Linked DNA regions of Homo sapiens: region 2 is linked to region 1. A link is an interaction called in ENCODE POLR2A ChIA-PET data of the cell type or tissue named here. Cell type or tissue: OCI-LY7. All regions are shown on one strand. Each heading gives the region's core, and the rest is flanking DNA. Links, peaks and the distances in the headings are about the cores only.

Region 1 (4,403 bases), core at 319-4,318:
GCATGAGCCAATGCGCCTAGACAATTCTCACATTTTAATCAATAATTTCAGCTTTCTCTACTTCCCAACTAAATCTAGTGCTCTATTTTTACTACAAATAAATTACTTTTTAACTGAGTAGTGTCTTTCTCTTGTCTGTAGAGTTGCAAATACAGCAGTCACAAAAGAGGAATAAACCAACTGACTTTAAAAGATTTAAAAAATCCCCTTAAAAAGTAACAGATTTTACAGTACCCACCAGCTACTTTTGAGACCAACCAATAACTGGTTAAACAAAGGACTTCTTGCATTGCATGCAAATATTGTATATAATTTTCAACACAATCTGTAACATAGATGTTGTCTGCTGCTATTATCTAGGCTTTGTTTTTGTTTTTTGTTTTTAACAGCTGACCAGAAGCAGCAATCTATAGAAGCTGTTTTAAATTAAAGTACTTATGTTAGGAAAACTCTTAGAAGAAAAGCAATGGTTTCCAGCAAGGCAAGAGAGGGGCAAATCGAAAAATAAATAAGTAAATAAATCATGTTGACAGATAATTTAAAAAACTTCTTCATAATAATGATCAATTGAGTCATCAAAAAATAGTTTAAAATCTTTTTAAGCCCCTCAGTTAAAAGAAATTATTTTTACATGTTTTAGAAAATAATATTCAATATATATTTTGAGCCTTAAAATTTTAAGTGGTTAACAGAAAAAAAAATACTTTTATCTTTGTTCAATATAGTTATAAAAATGAGAAATTCTTCATAAAAAGTAAATTGTGAATTTTAAGTTACAAAGTTAAATTCTGGCTGGCCGTGGTGACTTAAGCCTGTAATTATAGCACTTTGAGAGGCCAGGAGTTCGAGACCAGCCTGGCCAACATGGATAAAACCCCTCCTTAAAAAATACAAAAATTAGCTGGGCATGGTGGCACTCACCTGTGGTCCCAGCTACTTGGGAGGCTGAGGCATGAGAATCACTTGAGCCTGGGAGGCGAGAGCTGAGATTGCACCAGTGCACTCCAGCCGGGTGACAGAGTGAGACCCTGTCTCTCCCCATCAAAAAAAAAAAAAAGAAATTCTGAGTCTTATGGCACTGTGCTCTGTCACAAGGACACAGGCTTTCCCTGATTACTAGAATTCTAGCAGCAGTGGTCTGATGATAAATTTATAGGGATTTGATCAACTTGAGCAAAATAGAAATGTGTAATAATTAGTAAATAAAATACTGTATTATGAACTGATTAATTCTGAGCACAGAGGCTAAGGTCCTAATTTTGCATTATTGAAAATGTGTTCAGAAACAGTGCAGAGAGCTGAAAGGTAAATATAGATTGCAAAGGACTTGCAGCTCTTCAGGCCCCTGCCTTGACCAGCTGTTGTATTGGTATTGTATTTTCTTAAAGTAGATTATAGTTCAATTAGCTGAAAAACACTAATGACATGATTTCATGTAGTGATATATGATGATGATTCAGTATAAATCCTGTCCAAGAAACATAGTTTTTTGTTGACCTCTTTAAGTATTTTGGCCTTTTTGTGAAGATGTGAGTCAGTGCATTCCCAAGCAAATCAACACGGATATAAAGACATATCCATTATGTATGAACATGATGAAACGCAAGTGAAAATTATGTGCCTCAGTGGACTGCATTTTAAAATCTTATCGTTGTAACAAGGTTGAAACAGAATACTTAGCTGATGATGAAGTCAGTAACAAGAAGAACAGAATTAGATATTCAAATGTATTCACCCCATAACCTAAATCTGGTAGAAATTAGGAAAAATTCTCTGCTGAACCCCAGTTGAGCAGAGATTCTCATAATAACTGCTATGGTTTGAACGTTTCTCCCAAAGCACATGTGTTGGAAACTCAATCTCCAGTGCAGCCGTGTTGGGAGGCATGACCTGATAGGAGGTTTTGGGGTCAAGGGAGCACCGTCATCTTCATGAATGGAATAATGCCATCATTGCAGGGGTAGGCTTGTTATCACAGGAGTAAGTTCCTTATAAAAGGACAAGTTCAACCCCTTCTTTTTCTCATCCTCTCTTTGCCCTTCTGCCATGGGATGACTTAGTAAGAAAGCTGTCACCAGATGCCAGCTCCTCAGTCTTGGACTTCCCAGGATCCGGAACCATGAGCTAACAAAGCTTTGTTCTTCGTAAAGAACATACCAGAAAATCAAGAGATAACTTAAACTCCATGGTTTCTAAAAGAGCTGTAGTCAAATTGTATCATCCAAGACTCATGTGCTCTATTGCATGTGAACGAGGACAATAATAGCATCTGGTCCCCTGGGTGGCCTGTACTTCCCTCATTGTGCCCATTGTCCTCTCAGTGAGAAAGGAAGAGAAAGAGCTCTTGAATGTATTTGCAAAGAAACACACCTACATCCTGTTCTCATATTGTTTGAGATCAACGAATAATTGGTAAAACAAAGCCTTCCTTCTTGGCATTATGTGAAAATATTATATATGATTTCCAAGACAATCTTATAGGATAGATATTATTCTCGTCTCATTTTTCAGATGAGAACCAGGACAGCCAGAGAGTTTAAGCAATTTGTTCAAGGTTACACCTTAAATCAATAAGAGAGTGGACTTAAACCATGTCTAAATTTTAAAAGCCAGCATTCTTAACCATGAAGCTATATTGCCTCCCTAATGTGCTTGAAAGTGTCTACTTTAATCAGTCATGTTAGCACTGGATAACAACTCAATAATTGATGAAAATGGATAAAAATCAGTTATGATTGGATATTCTTTAAATTCTTAAAGGACAAAAGAGATTTTATGCCAGAGGAGACTTTGCACCCTTAGCGTATTTTTTTCTACCAATGCCAGCTAAAGCTTGCTTCATATAATACTTCTCAGGATCATAGGCTGACAGGGTGGTTTTCTCTCTTTTACCAAACACAGAGATCATACATTTAAGAATTACATGAAAATCTGCAATTATTCTTCTGGCATGACCTTTCCTCTGCTCCCAAACAGATTCTGTAAAACTCTGCCACAATGTGGAACGTTAAAGGAAAATAAGACGTTGTCTCAGCACCAGGATTCTTGTTCCTGAAGCTCTCAGCTTTTCTTAGCCAAGCAGCTTCTCAATTCTGAGGGCACACTAAGCAGTGAGGACATAGTTGTACATTACCCTCCCCTGGCCTGTGATGTAGGTAAGTGAAATTGTCATCACATAGAAGCTACAAACTGAAACATGTTCACAAAAGAATCAATGTGGATGACATGTCAGCCACTCTACCAAATCACATCCATAATCACATATTGCCAAAGACTAACAATGTTTTCCTCCCAAGTGAAAAAAAAATAACGTTTCCAGGTATCAGTGCTATCTTCTTTAGTTTATGAAAATAAATGAACATATTATTGCTGATTTTCTCACAAGTAAAGTCTTGAAATACCCAATATCTGAAAATGAACCAGAAGAAAAAGACTTAAAAGGAAGATTTTAAAACAAGCCGAGTATCGTTCTTTAAAATGAAATGAAAAAAAATGTTAATTTTTTTCGTGATGAGTCATCTTTTTTTGGATCGAATACACAATTCAAGTGTTACTAAATTCTTCAGCATCCTTGTCAATCTGTCTGCATTCAACACTCATCTTCAGGGGCTAACTCCGGTTTCACTTTTGCACGAACTCTTTGCTGTGGCAACCAATCCATAATGACTTCCCTTTTCTTGGAGATCCAAATGATCTTCATAACACTAAGTAATGTTTCAGATGTCCTTTCTACACATTACTGTTGTATCTACTGCAGCAGGAAGGGTGCCTACCACATGCATATTAACTGATAACATGTCTCAGCAGTTTTCATAGATGTTGCTTATTCTTGGATAGTGTGTCTCCAATTCACATTTGGGAAATTGTAGGGTTGTATTGACTCATTGGTTTACCCTAAGATAGAAGGGTGAAGATAGCTAAAATAGGGATTTAGTTGCACCTATATATACATATTTTAAAAATTGGACTGTCTAGTCTGGAAAATCCTTTTTTAATGTAGTCTAACACTGTTTCTTTTATTACATTCTCTTTCTAGACTCTATTGCTGAGTCTAAGAAAAAAGAAGGTATCTCCAAAAATGTACCAATACTTTACAGGTTGAGAATGAGTCTGATTTATTTTACTTTTTTATTTTATTTTATTTTATTGAGATGGAGTCTCGCTCTGTCACCCATGCTGGAGTGCAGTGGTGCGATCTCGGTTCACTGCAACCTCCACCTCCCAGGTTCATGTGATTCTCCTCCCTCAGCCTCCTGAGTACCTGGGATTACAGGTGCCTGCCACCACGCCCAGCTAATTTTTGTATTTTTGGTAGAGACGGGGTTTCACCATGTTGGTCAGGCTGGTCTCGAACTCCTGACTTCGTGATCTGTCCGCCTTGCCTCCAAAAGTGCTGTGATTAC
Region 2 (4,403 bases), core at 327-4,326, 560 kb after region 1:
ACTACGAATGCCACTTGCATAGCTTCTTGGTGGAATTGCCACCTTGTTGGGGCTGTGTACTCAGGAACACTTTTAGGGTTCCTACGGCACCCGGATGGCCAGAAGTCCCCAGCATAATGATCATAACCCAAAGACAGGAGCTGGCTCCCCTGTCCAGCATGAACACAAACTAACACAGCTTCCCATGGGCTCAGGGGCCTCAGGACTAAATGTGGAAACTAAGAAATGATAAAAGTCAATAATAGTTTATATCCAACCCTACACAGGCTTATTTTAGACATAGGACTCTTCCCTTGCTTCCTGTACCTTTTTCTATGACTTGGGTTGGCTAACTGAGCCTGAAATCACCCTGGTGCCCTCAGATTGCTACCAAAACTCCACGGTTTCTCTTATTGTCCACTGGTTATTCATATACTCAGCATTTGAAGGGTTTCACAGAGTTTATAAGACACTCTCTGACACACAATGGTATTTAATCCTCATAAAGCTCTGGGAGGTAAGAGGACATTCATTATTATTCCACTTTTGTAGATGAGGGAAGGCATGATTCTGAAAGGTTAAGGGGTTGCTTTTGCAGCTGGCCAGCTGCCGTGGCTAGAAAACTGAAGCCAGAACTTGAAATCAGGATTTTAAGACCTAAATTCTATGTGAGGCTGAGGCAAGCGAATGGCTTGAACCAGGAGGTGGAGGTTGCAGTGAGCAGAGATCACGCCACTGCACTCCAACCTGGGCAACACAGAGAGACTCTGTCTCAAAAAAAAAAAAAAAAATTCTAAGCTCTTTGTAGCATTCCAACTCTGGGTAGACACACAGTAGGGCAGAGATGATGTCAACAGGAGGCTCCGGGGAGCCAGGTGTTACTTGATCATAACCAGTTTTATAACACCTGTATTACCTGAGAGGTGGCTTTACTTGTCATTGCTCATGTTAGTGACAACTTCAATCATTCATCCATTCATCCTTGCTGATCAAGGTAGCTAGTCACAAGTAATGGTTTCTATTTTAAGAAATCACTTATTTTGGGGGGATTGGGAAGATGTTGGTTAAAGGATACAGAATTTCAGTTAGGAGAAATAAATTTAAGAGGTTTCTTGTACAGCCTCGTGACTATAGTTAATAAATACGTATTGCGTACTTGAAAATTGCTAATAGAGGAGATTTTAAGTGCTCTCATCACAAAAAATGACAAGTATGTGAGGTAATGCGTGTGTTAATTAGCTTGATTTAGCCTTCCCACAATGAACACATAAATGAAATTATCATGTTGTATACCATAAATATAAACTTATTCAGAAATTACTCATCCTGGATGTCTGCCTCACAAAGTGATTTTTCTCCTGATTACCTTTACTCATTTTGGTTTCCTTTGCCCCAGTTATTTTGCTCCCCATCCCCCCGATTTCCACCAACTCCACCCATCCACCTTCTCCTCACGGTTATTCCAACTGGGACGCCCCTTCTTGCTGGTGGTAACTGTGAATGTTTCCCTCCAGGTCTAGCAGGCAGAACCCCACCTCTGGCCCTCTGGCCACACGAGGGAGGGATTTGCATAAACCCCTGGAAACACCTGCTAGCCCAGAAGAGGATCTTCAGCCACACTCATGAGCTCCCAACTCATTTAGTGCTGCATTTCACTTCTGTCCCCATTTTCCCAATAAAGAGATTCTCTCCTAGAAGAATGGGGAAAGTTCCATGTTAACCAATGAGAAATGGTACTAATTTGCCTTTTTCTCAAGCTTAAGAGGCTTACAACGGCGACATCTCCTAAACAAAGCTGCTTCAAGTCACAAAAGCCATGGAAAGCAACTTCCAGTACACACCTATACAGAATTATTTTTTTCTTCTCCTTTACTTGAAAATATTTCAAGGGGAACTAAGCCTAAAAGATTCTGGGCATTGGGTTGCTCAGGATACTAGAAAAAGAATCTTGCTGTTATAAACTGAGTGATCTCTGCATGACTCAGCATCCTCCTGGCCTCCTGTGGCCAGGCTGGAGGTCTCTTCTAAGCCTAGGTCCAGCCATGGTCCAGCAGATATCACCAATTCATATGCCATTTTCACTCAGGTCAACCAACATCCAATGCAGAGATAAGCACATGGTGAGGTTTTTCTCCTTGGGTGATCCCAAAGCAGAAGAGAAAGGGAAAGGAGAGCTGAAGGTATCTGTTCGGTCAGCCAACAGCCATCACCCAACGCGGGTTCTGGGCTGGAAGACTTCGGACTGATCTCTCTATATGTCAGCCCTTCAAGTGGTTCAATAACTGCAATGAAGAGTAGTTAATTGTTTTCTTCTTCCTATTTTTAATCGGGGTATTTGCACAGGCTTTTCAGTTTGGGTGCTCTGAGAAAGATTTATGTTTTCAGATTTCCTGTCTTCTAAATGTAATATATTGGCTACTATACAATCTGAAGATTCTGATAAGGATGGGGATGATAAATAGTAACGATCACAGAACTCAGTTAGCTCGAGCATATCAGAGTTTACCAGCTGTTTTCTTTGCCCTCTCTCTTTTACTCTTCATAACGCTCTAGGAGGATCTAGCATTTGTTCCATTCCACATTCCAGGACAACATCCAAACTAAACATGGCATTTTCTGAGAATCTTGCATTTCTCATCCCATGGACCAAATAAGGACGCTGACATTTTGAAATATGTTTAGCCCCAAACTGATTTAGTTTCAGGATAAATGAAAATGTGGAGTGCAGGGTTTCCAAAAAATTGGAAGCTTTGCAGCTACAGGCAAAGGGCGACAAACCCAGTAGAAAGCGGCGTCTCACAGCAGAATTACTCTTTCCACATACACCTGACGGATGGGGCTTTGGGTTATTTGGTTGTTTCTGGCCAGGCAGAATGGCTGAACAGACCCAGTGAGTCCTGTGTCCACAGGGGCTTGGGTGAGGCTGCCCAGGGCTGGACTTGCTGCCTGAACCAGAGCTGTCAACCAGGTTCCCTCTGCCCCTTCAACACATCCTACAAACGCACGGTCAAGAGAGCCTTCTCCGTGGGTACCCCACCCCATGCATGCTCTGTAAATTCACACTCAGGTTAGAGTTTACATGATTATCTCTCTGTTCAAGACCACTTGGAAGAAAAAGAAGCCAATTTCCAATAGCCCGAAGGCTATCATAAGTTTCGTGATTCAAACATGCATTTTTTATTTTAATTGAAATACTTTTATGGACTTCAAATTTAAGAAATTTGGAGTTAAGTTTGATGGGGATGGCATTGAACTTAACTCCAAATTTCTTAAGTTTAAAGTCCATAAAATTATTTCAATTAAAATAAAAAATGCATGTTTGAATCTTGAATTTTATGACAGCCTTCGGGCCATTGGAAATATCAAGCTACCAATGACTTTCTTCACAGAATTGGAAAAAACTACTTTAAAGTTCATATGGAACCAAAAAAGAGCCCGCATTGCCAAGACAATCCTAAGCAAAAAGAACAAAGCTGGAGGCATCACACTACCTGACTTCAAACTATACTACAAGGCTATAGTAACCAAAACAGCATGGTACTGGTACCAAAACAGAGATATAGATCAATGGAACAGAACAGAGCCCTCAGAAATAATACCACACATCTACAACCATCTGATCTTTGACAAACCTGACAAAAACAAGAAATGGGGAAAGGATTCCCTATTTAATAAATGATGCTGGGAAAACTGGCTAGCCATATGTAGAAAGCTGAAACTGGATCCCTTCCTTACACCTTATAGAAAAATTAATTCAAGATGGATTAAAGACTTAAATGTTAGACCTAAAACCATAAAAACCCTAGAAGAAAACCTTGGAAATACCATTCAGGCCATAGGCATGGGCAAGGACTTCATGTCTAAAACACCAAAATCAATGGCAACAAAAGCCAAAATTGACAAATGGGATCTAATTAAACTAAAGAGCTTGTGCACAGAAAAGAAACTACCATCAGAGTGAACAGCCAACATATAGAATGGGAGAAAGTTTTTGCAATCTACCCATCTGACAAAGGGCTAATATCCAGAATCTACAAAGAACTTAAACAAATTCACAAGAAAAAGATCAAACAACCCCATCAAAAAGTGGGTGAAGGAAATGAAGAGACACTTCTCAAAAGAAGACATTTATGCAGCCAACAGACACATGAAAAAATGCTCATCATCACTGGCCATCAGAAAAAGGCAAATCAAAACCACAATGAGATACCATCTCACACCAGTTAGAATGGCAATCATTAAAAAGTCAGGAAACAACAGGTGCTGGAGAGGATGTGGAGAAATGGGAACATTTTTTACACTGTTGCTGGGACTGTAAACTAGTTCAACCATTGTGGAAGACAGTGTGGCGATTCCTCAAGGATCTAGAACTAGAAATACCATTTGACCCAGCCGTCCCATTACTGGGTATATACCCAAAGGAT

What was found. Peaks named below come from ENCODE experiments on the same cell type or tissue, not always from the same donor. Only the 100,000 strongest peaks of a DNase experiment are listed, where the experiment ranks them.
Region 2: POLR2A ChIA-PET joins it to region 1 with 6 read pairs; 2 of 35 experiments call an interaction of 5 or more read pairs at or near these places.

What each region holds. Positions count from the first base shown.
Region 1 is chr10:4,106,771-4,111,173 of GRCh38, reverse strand. No RefSeq gene overlaps it. Among named protein-coding and RNA genes, the nearest start is that of MIR6078, 120 kb to the right of the region's middle. In OCI-LY7, for the core only: no CTCF peak of the experiment used is centred there; a DNase peak (open chromatin) is centred at 2,293.
Region 2 is chr10:3,546,452-3,550,854 of GRCh38, reverse strand. All of the region lies in intron 1 of LOC105376360 (a long non-coding RNA gene), which reads right to left. Among named protein-coding and RNA genes, the nearest start is that of LINC02669, 46 kb to the right of the region's middle. In OCI-LY7, for the core only: no CTCF peak of the experiment used is centred there; no DNase peak of the experiment used is centred there.